2 separate regions of the Homo sapiens genome follow, and region 2 is linked to region 1. Evidence: chromatin loops called from intact Hi-C (ENCODE). Cell type or tissue: Calu3. All regions are shown on one strand.

Region 1 (2,500 bases):
AAGTACCTTATATTTTCTGTTGTCATTATAAATGAGATTTTTATTGCCATTACATTTTCTATTTATGACTTGGGGAGAAATGCTATTAATTTTTACATGTTCATTCAGCTGCTGAACTGCATAAGTTTTTATTATTTGATATTTTCTTGATTTTTCTATGTAGATAGTAACATCTGCAAATAATGACAATTGTGTCTCTTTTTTTGTACAACTCATGTGTTATTTCTTTTATCATTTTTTTGTTGACTAGGAACTCCAAGAAAATGTTGAACTATAGGAGTGGTAGAAGGTAATTGCGGATATTTCTTTTGGTAGTACACCAAAACTAACAGTTCATGGCAAGAAGAAATCTGAAATCATATCAATAAGTTATTCTGTTACACATGATATCCATTGGTGTATCTTGTACCACTTTGAATAGATCTTCTTCCTCTGCCTGATTTTGTAATACTATAGTGTGGAAAAAATTACATTCATTAAGATAAACACTGATCTTGTTAGAACAGTCTTGAAGTACTGTAAAGCTATCAAGCTCAGGGTGGTGAATACAAGTTTTGCAAAATTCGAATTTTCCAATTTTCACTTGAAAAGTTGAGTTTTATCATTGGCAAGAGATACTGCTAGCTGTCACTTGTTTTCCTTGAAGTGATAAGACTTGCTACATATATTCTTGAGAAAAATGTATGCAGAAAAACAAACTTTGATAGCTATAGTTTGTCCATCAGTCATTCTTACAAGTAAAAATCATGTTCCATGAAAAAAAGTGGTAGTTCATTTTACAATTCAAACAATTGAACATAGCTTTTCCTTAAGGTAACTTGAGTACTTTAGTATGCAGCAGAAAGTACTTTATTTATAATTCCCATTTTGTCACACTGCATACTAAAAAGACATGTACTCGAGGATTGAGTTTTAATATAATTAATATCGTTTCATGAAGGTCATTCTTATGCAAAACTGGCTTTTGGGAGCTGAGTGAGGGGGTGGCATGTGTTTTCTGCAAGTGCATGTGAAAAATGCAGAACTCATGGCACATGAAACTTCATTCAAACTCTTGCACTTTGAGACCTGACAAAACTCTGGCATGGCTTCCAGTAGCATAACACCATGTCCCTAGGATGACTCCAGTCCCCGTTAAAATGCCTGCCTGAGAAAGTTCATGCTGCCAGAAAAGCTTACTATTTGTTCTAGCCAACACACACAGAATGATAGGCCTCTGACCTCCCTTTCTTAGTTCACTAACTAAAATGGGCTCAGGATTGTAAATACATAGCTCTTGCTGCTCACTGGGAGGCCATTCCTTTGAAATGCAGTCATCAAAAAGGATAAGGCCTCTCTCTCCCAGTCTCTGTGGGAGGATAGAACCTTAACTTAGATAACTACCTGCTAGCAGACACAGCTGGCCTACTTACCTTCACACTGACTAACCCTTTGTACTTGTTCACTTCTCTGATTCTGTTGAGTCCCTACACTGACCCCTTCCTCATTCTCCTTTTAAAACACCCAAACCACCTCTGCCCAAATTGAAATAGAGCTTGACTGTTTCCCCTACTGTGAGTAGTCATTGAATAAAATTTGTTTTCACTGTTTTAATTAATGTCCAATTGTGTCTATCTCTGACACATAGCAGTGAAAAAGACCACTAGTATAATTTAGTGCTACTGCCTTGGTTTGAGCAGTTTTACCCACTGTTGCTTTTGTAATATCAGTGCAAATGTCAATACAATGAAAACAAAATAACTTATAAAATTATAAAAATATTATATTATAAAAATATTTTTAAAATATTATAATTATATTATAAAATATTATAAAATATTATAAAAGTATTATAAAAATAATTTTTAGGGCCAGGAGTGGTAGCTCACACCTGTAATCCCAGCACTTTGGGAGGCCAAGGTGGGCAGATCACCTGAGGTCAGGAGTTCGAGTCCACCCTGGCCAACATGATGAAACCCCATCTCTACTAAAAATATAAAAATTAACTGGGTGTGGTGGCACACACCTGTAATTCCAGCTACTCAGGAGGCTGAGGCAGGAGAATCGCTTGAACCCAGGAGGTGGAGGTTGCCGCGAGCTGAGATCATGCCACTGCACTCCAGCCTGGGCAACAGAGCAGGACTCCATCTCAAAAAAAAAAAAATTGACTTTGTATATCTTTTCTAATCCCTTTATTTGAATTTTCAGTGTTTTATTTTAGGTGTTTTTCTTATAATATGCTGAATTGAAAAACATCTTATTTAATCTTTTATTAGGTAATTTTAAACCTTTATATTTGTTGTTACTACTGGTTAATTAAAACATTTTACTTTCTATTACCATGTTATTTTCTCTTACTCTCCCCTACTCCCCTGTTATAACTTGGATTGATCTTTTTTCTCAATTTTTTTCCTCCTGGTTTAGAAGTTTGATATTTGATTCTAATTTTCATTTTATATATTTTCTAAAGCAGTTTAATGTCATCGTCATTACTATACCTTTTTACTTTTATACTTATTTC
Region 2 (2,500 bases), 280 kb after region 1:
TCTGATATATAATTTTCAGTTTGAATTTAGAAGATTTATCATAACTGTTAAAAGATATGATTCATATCATTAAACACGATCATTTTCATCACAAAGGAAATGATTCACACACTAAAACCCATGTAAAATATTTTTTCTTTCTTTGAATAATTCCTCTTATTAGTGTGGAGATACTTTTATGCTTATAAATTTACAATTTTTCATTTTCAAATATACGCTGTCAGTATTAACTCATTTCATTTGATAAAGGTTTTTATTTTATTACTTCAAATAAAAAAAGAGTAAGGGTGTATGAGGGTGGGATCCACATCACTGACTCTAAGTATGCTATGTAGAGTGGGGCATACATTTCAGCCACAAAAGAGAGAGATTATCATTATTTCCTGGAGGAAATCACATTTTAAACTTAACTAACTAAAGGGAAACATTTAGAAAGTAAATTAGTTTTTTTCCCCAGACAGTTGACTAGAGATGTTGGATGCCATTTCTCCTCAGAAAGAAGATCAAATTTGCAGGTGAATAATCATGACCCAAGTGGAACTGAGGAAAGTGTGCTGAAACCTGTTGGAGAACCCATACAAAGAAGTTGGGATGCAGAAAAGGAAGGCAGCCAGAATCTGGCAGAGATTGACCCCAGAGGAAGTTAGAGTCCTGACAAAAGGTTACAATAGGGGGATCTCTTGCTCCTCTCACCTGTGTGACAGACTACTAACAGCCAAACTGTCGGGGTTCCCCTATCAATCAACCCAGAACAATGCTGTTTGTTGGTGGCAATTTGGGAACTTCCAGCAGGCACAGCACGAGGCAGCCATTTCCTCCATGTGTGCTCACACTCACACCAAACTCAGACTCAGGTGGCAGGGACCACACTGTTTGTGTATCTGTTATGGGTCATTAACCTACCCAGGGAACCTCAAAACCCACGGTGACTTTGGCAACTACAGAGGTCCATCAGGTCCCTGGGGAGCTGTGGGATCCCTAGAGGTATAGTCCTTCGAGTGTGCTGACCCTAGAGAGAGGGAGAGAGGGGGAATGCAGACTGCCAAAGCGCTCCTCGGAACAGAGGAAATGCAGGTAACAGTGCTGATCTCCAAAGGGGGCACTGTTCTGCCCTAGTGGATAGGTGACCCTAGTGGCCAGAAATGGATCTCCCACTGTCCCGTACACTGCTGCAGAGGTAGCCAAGGCCTTTCCTGTTGGAGGTTGCCGTAAGTGTCCTCCTTCCAGCATTTTTTGGGATAGCTGTGTCCTCAGTGAAGGTGTGCCCACTGCTTAGGCTTGTACATAGAACGGGGCTAATTTCTGCCTTTCTACACAGAGTGGCAGCATCACTGCAAAACAGTGTAAACCAACTAACTGCAGAGTCATCTGTTTGGTGTTGGGGGAAGAGGTTCTGCTGAAAGGTCATTTCATCAGTAGCCACCAGACAGGCATTTCTCACAGACCTAAGTTGCATTGTGGCCTGGAGATAAAGGACAGTGACTATCTGAACTGAAGGCCATGAACCCTGAGATAGGGGCATGATATGGAAGTGGATCATATTCCTGACTTCCCAGGATGGGGAGCTGGTGCAGCCCTCTCTTTACCACCCTGGAAACCTCAGTGCATCCCACCACAAACTCCCTCCATGAGCTTCATTAGGGCAGGTGCTTCCACACATCATCTCAATATCCAAAGGGAAACTGGCTCTGGCACCACCTACTGGAGACCAAACTTCACCAAAAACAAAACAAAAACCAAAACAAAACAAAAAGTGGCTGACAGAAGGACACAGTGCTAGGGAGGACATCAGCTACCTGAGATCCCTGTATTCCTGGCCTCCTAGAAGAGAGTGAATTGGCTCATATGCCCAATGTATAGCTACAACAAGCAGAATTTGAGAAAGCCACCACACAAAAGCTATCTATAACCAATGAATTCATACAGAGCCTCGGTTGTCTAAAAGCACCCAGAAGCCAAATGATCATACAAAATATGTACTACAGTCACACCTTCAAGGGAGGAAAAAATAAATATAAAGTCCCTTGCAAACAATAGCAATTTCAAAAAAAAAAAAAGAAAGAAAGAAAATGACGGTTTCTTTAGAAGAGAAGGAATCAGCTCAGTAACTCCAGCAGTGTAAAAAGAGTGCTTTGACACCTCCAAAAGATCACACTACTTCTATGGCAATGGATCCTCAATAGAATGAAAATTTGAAAATGACAGATAAAAAATTAGAAATATAGACTATAAGGAAGCTCAATGAGATCCAAGAGAAAGTTGAAAACCAACAAAAAATAAACCAGCCAACATCACCTCTAGTGCAACAGCACAGTCTCCAGCAGGACACCCCACAACCTGCTGTCCCAGCTGCTGCCTTGCCTCTACCACTGTGGTGAATGCTCTCAGGGAGGTAGGAACCCCTGTATCCACTTGCACTTTGCTGCAGCTGCCACACTTTGGTTCCCCCGGCAAAGTGAACTCCAAACCTCAAGGTTCAAACCAGAGAACAAAGTTGGGG

The links. Peaks named below come from ENCODE experiments on the same cell type or tissue, not always from the same donor. Only the 100,000 strongest peaks of a DNase experiment are listed, where the experiment ranks them.
Region 2: it touches region 1 in a loop (2.5-fold over the local background); 2 of 110 quality-filtered maps call a loop at or near these places.

Annotation. Positions count from the first base shown.
Region 1 is chr2:214,592,701-214,595,200 of GRCh38, reverse strand. No RefSeq gene overlaps it. Among named protein-coding and RNA genes, the nearest start is that of VWC2L-IT1, 84 kb to the right of the region's middle. RefSeq lists an enhancer at 960-1,600. In Calu3, no CTCF peak of the experiment used is centred here; a DNase peak (open chromatin) is centred at 1,300.
Region 2 is chr2:214,309,723-214,312,222 of GRCh38, reverse strand. The region is part of intron 15 of SPAG16 (sperm associated antigen 16); the gene reads right to left. Among named protein-coding and RNA genes, the nearest start is that of VWC2L, 100 kb to the left of the region's middle. In Calu3, CTCF peaks have their summits at 1,095, 1,419 and 1,684 (motif pointing left); no DNase peak of the experiment used is centred here.